Regions from separate parts of the Homo sapiens genome. Here region 2 is linked to region 1. Evidence: read pairs that join two places in POLR2A ChIA-PET (ENCODE). Cell type or tissue: MCF 10A. All regions are shown on one strand. Links, peaks and the distances in the headings refer to the core of each region. The heading gives the core; the rest is flanking DNA.

Region 1 (5,385 bases), core at 95-5,094:
GATTCAGAAATAGAAAATCCTGTCATATTCCCTAATCACAAGGGCATATATAGTTTTTGTGATTCCCTACTCATAGGGTTTTTTTGTTATTGTTGTTTTTTGAGACAGAGTCTTGCTCTGTCACCTAGGCTGGGCTGCTCTGCAGTGGAGTGATCATACCTCACTGCAGCCTCAACCTCCTGGGCTCAAGTGATGCTTCTGCTTCAGCCTCCTAAGAAGCTGGGACTGTAGGTTTGGGCCACCACACCTGGCTAATTTTCTTTATTTTTTAAATTTTTTCTAGAGATGAGATCTTGCTTTTTTGCTTAAGCTGGTCTCGAACTCCTGGCCTCAAGCAATCCCCCTGCCTTGGTCTCATAAAATGCTGACATTATAGGCATGAGCCACTGTGCCCAGCCTAAATACAGTTTTAAGCTGTGGTTTTGGGTTGATTTGTGGGCTCCCAAAATTCATATGTTGAAATCCTTAACCCAAGTATCTCAGAATATGACCATCTTGGAGATACGGTCCTCACAAAGGTAATGAAGTTAAAGTGAGGTCATTAAGGTGGGCCTTAATTTAATATGATTGTTCTCCTTACAAAAAGGGGAAATTTAGACACACACATAAAAGGAAGATGATGGGAAGACACAGGGAGAAAACAGTCATCCACAAACCAAAGAGAAAATCCTGAAACAGATCCTTCCCTCACAGCCATCCAAAGGAACCAATCCTGCCAACACCTTAATCTGAGACTTCTAGCCTCCAGGACTGTCAGACAGTAAATTTCTGTTGTTTAAGCCACCCAGTTTGTGGTACTTTGTTATGATGGCCCTGGCAAACTAATACAGCTACCATTTCAAACTTGAAAATATTCTGCTGGATAGTTTTAAGATCAGAGAAGTTTTAAGCTAAAATAAATGAAAATGAGAACATTTTACATAAAAAATATGAGGGCTCCTCCTTTCCTGAATGCGATTTGGCCCCCTTATAAAGCTAAAACTGTGGAAGAGATTTTATAGACTAAATGCTTGTGTTTTGTTTTGTTTTTGTTTTTTGTTTTTGAGACTGGGTCTTGCTCTGTGGTCCAGGCTGGAGTGCTGGAGTGAATATGGCTCACTACAGCCTCAACCTCCTGGACTCAAGCAATCCTCTTGCCTCAGCCTCCTATGTAGCTGGGACCGCAGGTGGATTGCTTGAGCTTAGGAGTTTGAGACCAACTGGCAAATGGCAAGACGCCATCTCTACAAAAAAATACAAAAAAGTAGCTGGGTGTGGTCATGCCTGTCTGTGGTCCCAGCTATTTGGGAGGCTGAGGTGGGAGGATTGCTCGAGCCTGGGAGTTGGAGGTTGCAGTGAGTCGAGATTGTACCACCACACTCCAGCCAGGGTGACCGAGCGAGACCCTGTCCCCCCAAAAAATGGAAAATAAGCAGATCCTCTAAAACTCAATAAACTAGAATAAAACAAATATAAATCTATTTAAATAAGAAGAGAAATGTGACAAATGTGGTAATTGGAATTAATTAGGAAATTAGTTAACAACAAGAAAAATAGAGTCATTGAATAAAACCAAGAACTGGTCTTTCAGAAGACAAATCTTTAAGAAGTTTCACCAAGAAAAATAGAAACCATAAGCATCAAGAATAAGATAAGAGATTGCACACAGATATGGATGAAATAAGGAATTATAAGTTTGTGGGCAGAAAAATGGAAAGTCCAGAAGAAATAGGTGATTTTCTAGAAAAAAATGTTACCAAAATTGATTCAAGAAGAGGTAAACACATGAGTAAACTTCCAACGACCAGAGATATTCAGACAGCCATTACTAAGAAGGAACAAAGTAAAGATGGTTTTAAAAGACAAATCTTATGTAGTCTTCAAGTAATACTTAGTTCTTGTATATTGTGCTACGGTTTGAATGTGTCCTCTCCAAAATTCAGGTGTTAATACTTACTGGCCAATGTAAAGATATTAAGAGGTGGGGTCTTTAAGAGGTGATTAGGTCATGAGGGTTCCTCCTTTCCTGAATGGGATTAGGCCCCCTTATAAGAAGCTTAATGGAGGGATTTTGTTCTGCTTGCCCTTCTGTCTTCTGCCATGTGAAGACACAATGTTCCTCCCCTCTGGAGGGGATACAGCAACAAGCTGCCATCTTGGAAACAGAGAGCAGCCCTCACCAGACAACTGAACCTGTTGGTGCCTTGATCTTGGACTTCCCAGCCTCCAAAACTGTGAAAAAATACATTTCTGCTCTTTATAAATTTCCCAGTCTGTGATATTCTGTGATAGGAGCACAAAACAGACTAAGACAATATGTAACTATATAATATAGTTTAATATTATTCTTGGTTCTGAGGTCTAGAATAGTACTTAACAAATTTAACAAGAAATGTGTAAGACCTATATGAGGAAGATGACAAAACTATAAAGGCAAAATAAGATCTGAATAAATGGAGACACCACTTATCTGCTTGGAAAAGCATGTAAACATGTCCATTCTCTTGAGATAATATATAAATTGTAATGCAAAACCGTGTTATTTCTTAAAAAAAAAACCTTAAGCTCATCTGGGAGAATAAGTAAATAAAAAATGCCAATTTTTTTTTTTTTCCTTTTTAGACAGGGTCTCACTCTGTTGTTCAGGCTGGAGTGCAGTGGTGTGAACATGCCTCGCTATAGCCTCAACCTCCTAGGCTCAAGTGATCCTCCTGCCTCAGCCTCCTGAGTAGCTAGGACCACAGGCATGTGTTACCATGTTCAGCTAATTTTAAAAATTTTTGTCAAGACAGGGTCTCACCATGTTGCACAGGCAGGTTTCCTGGGCTCAGGCTCTATCCTCTTCTATCCTCCTTTATCCTCTATCCTCCTGCCTTGGCCTCCCAAATATTATAGGCACCTGCCCAAAAAAATTTTTTAATAAGACAATTAGGACTCCATAAATATCAGAACACAGTATAAAGTTACAGTGATTAAAACAGCATCATATTTGTTCAAGAACAGACAGACTGGGAGACAGAGTTAAGTCCCCAAACAGACCTTTGTATGTATAGGTACTTAGAATCTGAGTAAGGCAATCAGATCAGTGGGGAAATGAATTCTTTAATAAATTGTGTTAGGACAATTCATTGTGGGGAGCAGATCCCTACTTCACCCCATACACTGAAAATAAATAGCAGATGGATTAAATAACTGATTGTTTTAAAAAATGTGTAAGAAGGCCAAAGAAATGTCTAAGAGAATTCTTTCAAAATCTTAGAATGAGGAAAACCTTCTGAAGCAAGACAAATAATAAAAAACCATTAAAAAATTAACAGATCCAAGAATTGAAAACACACACACATCTTTGTGACAAAAAGAAAAGTTAAAAGGCAACAACAGACTGAGGGAAATTATTTGCAAAATATATAACAGAGTAGACATAAAATCTATAATTAACAAGAAAAAGACCAAGAATCAGGAGAAAAGTAAAGAAACATGATAGGCAGTTTACTGAAGAGGAAACCCAGTGAACTATGTAAAAAGATACTCGACTTTTCTAGAGGACACAGAATGACTATCGTGTATCAAGCATTGCTTATGTAGTCTTTCACAGTCCTGTCGAAGCAGATATTATTAACAAGTGAGAAAACTGAGTCTTAGAATTAGTAACTTATGGTGGACGTTTTTTCAAATACTGTAATTTATCAAAGTGGAATGTTTTTTGCATTAAGTTAAAATCCTTTCTGTATTCTCTAATTCACGACTATCTTTAAATTTTGTTTTCAGAATACACTTGAAGGTGTTTATTTAGTATGCCCCTTGAAGAGAAAGGGCAAGGAAAGAAATGCAGTTGGCTACCCTTGATCATGTGACCCTAACAGGTTAAGCTTTCAGGACACACACTTGCATGCATATATATTTGACTTGAGAAGATAGACATGATTTTTACGAGGATTTGTTTCTGTTCTACTTTGGCAAATACTGCATGAATCATGTCTCTAGATTTTGACTGGCTGGGTACTTTTTTTATATGCCTGAACTTCTTGACATAGTATTGAATTGTCTTTCAAGTGATCCAAATAAATAATACATATCTATACATTTATATCACTGTAAATTTGGAAATGCTGCCATAAGTGGGTAATGGTAACATCATAACTGAATGGACATGCAGGAGACCAATTTGGGGTCTATTTGAGGAGAGGGTAGGGGGACAAAAGGTGTTTGGACATGTTGAATTCATTGTGCTTCTGAGGGCCAGTAGTAAGAATTAGCTGATAGATAGTTGAAATTTTGACTCTAGACTTGGAACTGACAAGTTGAGTCTTGTCTTTGTACTCAGTGTTCTACTGAAACAAGTTGTATGTAGTCAGGAGGTGGGTTGTATTAAGGGCTGAGGAGGGAGAAGGCCATTATCCATAATAGGTTTATGTATTTGGCTTAGTCTTTATTTAAAAAAAAAAAAAAAAAAAAAGTAGAGCAAGAAATGTTCCTTTTGCTGTGATTGGTTCTCATGAAACCGGAAGAACAGTTCTCCCCACTTAAATTACCACCATTAAGCAGTGGTTGCCTTTATCACATATACAGAATTCTGTAAAAATTTTATTCCAAGGTTTTAGTCCTTGAAGTAGACCAAAAATAAAATAATTTTTAAACTACTTCCCAGAGGAGTGTTTTTCTGCTCAATAAGGAAACAGTCACATGGCATTCAAACTCTATACAAGCAGTACTGTGTCCTTTGTCCTCACGCAAATCTGGTTAGTTACCTTTCCTTAATGTTATGTTAATGCACCATCAGAAATGGTTGCAAAAGGCTATGCATTGGCTGAGGGGCTACCAAGAATGGCAGAGTGGACCATACTCAACTCATTGTAGGAGTTGGCACCCTCTTCAACTGTACCCCAACCCCAAAATATGAGAGTCCACATTTTCAAGGGATTTTCACATGAAAGAGATAATTCCTGGTTAGCCAAGTGTAGCTTATTAGCACAGCCTTCTCTTAATCTTTAGTTTTCTGCTGTCCCCAGTTTTCTACTGTTTGCTGCCGGGTTATCATCTTGCCTTTTGCTTATTTCTTCTTACTCTCTTCCCTCTCTCCTCTGACAGCCATTACTTCTGTATACCTACCCTCAAAGTTATAACAGAACTCATGTGAATAATCAGTTCTCTTTAAAATAGAGGGCACATGATTATTATGCCTGTTTTTCTTCTCAAGCAAACTAGACAGGGAATAGGGATGGGAGGATACCCAGAAGGGTGTGGTATTGGTGGTAATTGGATTACTGAGAATTTGGTTATTGGCCTTGTTTTACTTTGTGATTGTTAATGCTGAATGAAAGGATGCATGTGAAACTTACAGGAAAATAGCCAACTCCAATCACAGAAATGTTACAAACCACGTGTTGCCTAAAGAAAGTAAAATAG
Region 2 (5,385 bases), core at 276-5,275, 90 kb before region 1:
ATGCTTAAAATTTTGTGAATGTGCCCCAGAAAACTAAATAATTAGAAGTTAGTCTGCCTGCACATTGTTGATAACTTTAAATGTGGTTAGGTCCATTAGTTTAAAATTTGCCTTTTAAAAGTTAGTGGGTTTTTTTTTTAATAAATATTATTATTTATTTTTGAGATGGGATCTCACTGTGTTGCCTAGGCTGTTCTAAAACTCCTGGGCTCGAGCAGTCCTCCTACCTCAGCCTCCCAAGTAGCTGGGATTATAGGTGTGCACCACTGCACCTGGTTCCTGAAAGTTTCTTTTATTAAAAAAAAAAAATCTAACAATTGACTTGCTAATATTAAATGAATGTTTACAATAAAAAATGTTATTTGCCCCTATTGAAAATAATGTATTGAAATCAGTGTGTTCTAGGTCAGTGGCTTCAAAGACTCCAGTTGGATTCATTGGACTGGGCAACATGGGGAATCCAATGGCAAAAAATCTCATGAAACATGGCTATCCACTTATTATTTATGATGTGTTCCCTGATGCCTGCAAAGAGTTTCAAGATGCAGGTGAACAGGTAAGACCTTTTCTTTAGATTTGTTTTAGATTTTGAGAATGAAAAATGAATATACATTCAAATAAGTGACAGCTTCTTAGAAGTATACCCAATGGAGTTGTAAACCTAATTCAGTGTTAATTTTATATATATGTAATCATTCATCCAACATCCAGATTTGCAGTAAAGGAGAGTTCTCGTTAGACATTCAGGGGTATCTATTCTTTGGCAGGTGACTTGGAACATTTTGCACATTTGGTCAGAGGGCCTTGTTTTAGCTCTGTATCAGTTTTCTGAGATAGTAACTTTACTGATTGTGCTGTTAAAGTAGTTAGTTTGGTGGAAATAACCTCCTGTGTTATTAAAAGCACATATGTCTTTAAAACAAGAGTAGGCTTAGAGATATAAAGCTTAGTTTGAGTTGAAGCTCAGATACATGCTTTCTTACTGGGGGCAAGTTACATCACTTCTGCTGATTTCCTCATTCTTAAAATGTGAACGATGACAACCTATGCCATTAGGTTGTGAAGCTCAAATGAGAGAATGTATGTGAACATACTTTGAAAACATCATATGGCAGCACTTTGTGAATAATTATTAGTTATTGGCCATAAACCAGGAGACAGCCTAAAAACACTATGTCCTATAATGAAGAGTTGAGTTATAGTGGATCTCTAGTGTTTTTAGGCTATCATTCATGTTTAAAGAATTTTGGTACCAGAGTTTATCATGTTGGATGATAACATCTGCTGGTTAAGTCTTGAGTTGTTTGGATTTGTTAAACTTTATCAATAACTCAAATTACAGGAGACCATGTATCAGTATCCGAATATAGTTTGTTTTTTCTAGATATGAGGGAAATTCTTCTTGGTCAAGTTGTAGAGTGGTAACTGAGGATAGTGTGTGATCCCAGAACAGAGAATACTAAAAAATTCCTGAGAAAAAGGTGAGAAAAAAATTACACAGCCAGCTTCTAGATAATAGACTTGAAAGTAAATACTGAAAAATGCTATACCTAGTTACAGAACAGCTTTAGGTAACTTAGAAGCCATTTTCAGAACTATATATCTGAATCTTTTTCCTTTCCATGGTTTTTGTGCCATATGGAAATTGCAGCAGTATAGTGTGAGGATGGAAGTATGACTTTGGAACTTTTCAGGGTAGTGTTGTGGCTGCTTCTGCCTGTTCAGTCTCTGAATACGGATATTACACTCCCAGTATAGCAGGCTTACAGGCTTAATTAATGTAGGGACTTAGTAGCCTTGTTGGAGAGATTTGATCAGTCGTATAGTAGAGAATCTGGGAAAGGCGGCCTTTTACCATCTTCAGAGATGGTGAGCATTTCAAGTTGATATTCAGTCTGAGATGAACCAATTAGTAGTTATTTTGAGGAGACAGTTATTACTTTTTGGGATAACACATCTATTTGGTATTGCCATTTTACAGTGGTTTATCTGTTAGTAAGAGTAACAAGGGTACTTGATCTCTAAACAGAGGAAATATCTTCAATTAAAAACAGAATTTAACCAAAGAGTGGGGTAGGAATTGAATGGGGACTATTACCCTAGACTGGCAAAGCAGAAGCTTGTGACCTTTTACGTTGTTACAGACACAGGTACTCTTCCCTCTATGCCTGTAGTACTTCCAGCTTGTATGTGGAACGACTGTAATGATCATCACTGCTTTGTGACTCTCTCCTGCTTTTTCCCAGAATTCTAGAGCTTTCTGATGCTCTGCCTGAATTACCTCATACTCTGAAGTTACCAGGCTTACCTCTGTTTCCCAACAAGTTTCTTATTTCTTTAGTGTTGCTAATTTTAGGTAGGTATGAAGGAAGGCTGCCTTAAGAATAAGGCTTATCCCTGCATGAAGGAGATATTTATGTTTTGAAAGGGAGAGAAAAGAATCTAATACAGTATTTAGTGAGCACCTACTATGTGTCAGGTCTTTTGCTAAATATTTTGTATGTATTATCTCATTTTATCTTTGCAACAGAAGTGCTATCAAGAAGCCAATGCTTGGAGAAGCTAAATAATATCCCTAATGTTATATAGTGGTTCTTATTATCTGCAGTTTCACTTTCTACGATTTCAGTTACCTATGGTCAAATGTGGTCTGAAAATGTTAAGTACAAAATTCAAGAAATAAACAATTTATAAGTTTTAAATTGCATGCCGTTCTGAGTAGCATGATGAAATCTTGTGCTGTCCAGCTCTGTCCCAACCTGGATGTGAATCATCCCTTTGTCCAGCGTCTCCATGCTGCAGACACTCCCTGGCCCATTAGTCACTTACTAGCCGCCTCAGTGATCGGGTGTTGTGATATCGCGTGCTTATTTTCAGGTAACCCTTATTTTATTTCATAATGGTCCAAAGCGCAAGAGTAGTGTTGCTCGCATATTGTTATAATTGTTCTATTTTATTGTTGTTGTTAATTTCTTACTGTGACTAATTTATAAATTAAACTTTATCATAGGAGTGTATATATAAAGAAAAACTGGCTGGGCGCAGTGTCTTGTGCCTATAATCCCAGCATTTTGGGAGGCCAAGGCAGGCGGATCACCTGAGGCCAGGAGTTCAAGACCAGCCTGGCCAATGTGGCGAAACCCCGGCTCTACTAAAAATACAAAAATTAGCCAGGCGCGGTGGCGTGTGTCTGTGGTTTCAGCTACTTGGGAGGCTGAGACATGAGAATCGCTTGAGTCCAGGAGGCGGAGGTTGCAATAAGCCGAGATTGCACCACTGCAGTCCAGCCTGGATGACAGAGGGAGACTCTGTCTCAAAAAAAAAAAAAAAAAAAAAAAATGCTGGGCGTGGTTGTGTGTGCCTGTAGTCCCAGCTACTTGGGAGGCTGAGGTGGGAGGATTACTTGAGCCTAGGAGGTTGAGGCTGCAGTGAGCTGTGTGCTCCAGCCTGGGTGATGGAGTGAGACCTTGCCTTAAAAAGAAAAAAAAACAAACCAGAAAACATAGTCTATATGTTTATATAACATAGTCTGTATAGGATTTGGTACTGTCTGTGGTTTCAGGCATCCACTGGGAGTCTTGGAATGTATACCTCTCAGAGGAGGGGTTACCACTGTGTAGTGAATGAATAGCAAGAGCCAATGTCTAAACAAAGGTCTTTGACTTCGGAGTTTTGGTTCTTTTTGAAATTAATGTGAAAGACATTTTTGAGTGTGTGTATGTGACATCTGTGTTGATGATTCTGAAATGTAGCTACCTGTTAACCTATTTATAAACTAGATTGCTGGAAAATAAGGTGCCTAGATCAGTCAAGCCACTGATCATTGGTCTCCCTTGCCTTCTCTTGTGTGGTTCTGTACCCACGGAGTTACAATTTAATAATATTTATCTATTGTATGGGTTGTTTAGTGGGTTGAATAGTGGCCCACCTCCCCAACCCCCAAAGATGTCCTATAAAATTGTTAGGAGAAAACACAGAGGTAAATCTTTATGACTTTGGATTTGGCGAAGGATTCTTAGATATGACACCAAGAGCATGAGCAACAAAATGATAAATAGGTAAATTGGACTTTATCAAAATTAAAAACTTGTGCTCCAGAGAACACCATCAATAAAGTGAAAAACAATTCACAGAATGGGATAAAATATTTGCAAATCATATATCTGATAAGGAATTTGTATCTAGAATATATGAAGAAGTCTTACAACGCCAGCATAAGACAAGTAACTCAATTAAATGGGCAAAGGATTTTAATAGACATTTCTCCCAGGAAGATATATGAATGACCCAGTAAACATGTGAAAAGATGCTCAACATCATTAGGCATCGTAGAAACATAGTCAGAACAGCCGGGTGAGGTGGCTTATGCCTGTAATCCCAACAGTTTGGGAGGCCGAGGCAGGTGGATCACTTGAGGTCAGGAGTTCAAGACCAGCCTGGCCAACATGGTGAAACCCTGTCTTTACTAAAAATGCAAAAAAAATTAGCCAAGTGTGGTGGTGTGCACCTGTAATACCAGCTACTCAGGAGGCTGAGGTGGGAGAATTGCTTGAACCCAGGAGGTGGAGGTTGCAGTGAGCCGAGATTGCCACCACTGCACTCCAGCCTGGGCGACAGAGTAAGACTCTGTCTCAAAAAAAAAAAAAAAAAAAAAAAAAAATCAAAACCATGAGACACACCCACTAGAATCTAGATTAAAAAGTTAGATAACAATGTGTTTGTGAGGTTGTAGAAAAGTTGGAGCCCTCATACACTGCTAGTGGAAATGTAAAATGGTACAGCCACTTTGGGAAAGAGTTTGGGAGTTCCTCAAATAATTAAAAGTTTAGAATTATGCCATGACCCAGCAATTTCACACCTAGCTATATACCCAAGAGAAATAAAAAATTTGTATCCACACGGAAACATGTATTTAGCAACATTATTCATCATCACGAAAAAGTGGAAACAACGCAAAAATCTATCAGCGGATAGAATGTCCAAACAAAATGTGTTATATCCATACAATGATGATTATTCAGTAATAAAAAGAAATGAAGTACTAATATTTGCTGCAACATTGATAAACCTTGAAAGCATGCTGCGTGAAGGAAGCCAGTCACAAAAAACCACATACTATAGACTTTTCCTGAAAGTCCAGAATAAGGAAGTCTATATAGAGACACAAAGTAGATCAGTGGTTGCTTAGCGCTGGGGAAGAGGGAAAGTTGGGCATAGAGGAATGATAGCTAATGCGTATAAGATTTCTGATTTTTTTTTTTTTTTTAAATGGAGTCTCACTCTGTCACCAGGCTGGAGTGCAGTGGTGCGATCTTGGCCTACTGCAACCTCCACCTCCTGGGTTCGAGTGATTCTTCTGCCTCAGCCTCCCGAGTAGCTGTGACT

The links. ChIA-PET counts read pairs that join two places held together with the same protein. Peaks named below come from ENCODE experiments on the same cell type or tissue, not always from the same donor. Only the 100,000 strongest peaks of a DNase experiment are listed, where the experiment ranks them.
Region 2: POLR2A ChIA-PET joins it to region 1 with 5 read pairs; 2 of 35 experiments call an interaction of 5 or more read pairs at or near these places.

What each region holds. Positions count from the first base shown.
Region 1 is chr7:27,554,353-27,559,737 of GRCh38, reverse strand. All of the region lies in intron 4 of HIBADH (3-hydroxyisobutyrate dehydrogenase), which reads left to right. Among named protein-coding and RNA genes, the nearest start is that of TSL, 59 kb to the left of the region's middle. In MCF 10A, for the core only: no CTCF peak of the experiment used is centred there; no DNase peak of the experiment used is centred there.
Region 2 is chr7:27,644,644-27,650,028 of GRCh38, reverse strand. HIBADH (3-hydroxyisobutyrate dehydrogenase) reads left to right here. Exons shown (of 8, transcript NM_152740.4): 2 at 396-556. LOC105375211 (a long non-coding RNA gene) reads right to left here and starts at 2,183. Exons shown (of 3, transcript XR_007060268.1): 1 at 2,099-2,183. In MCF 10A, for the core only: no CTCF peak of the experiment used is centred there; DNase peaks (open chromatin) are centred at 2,798 and 3,238.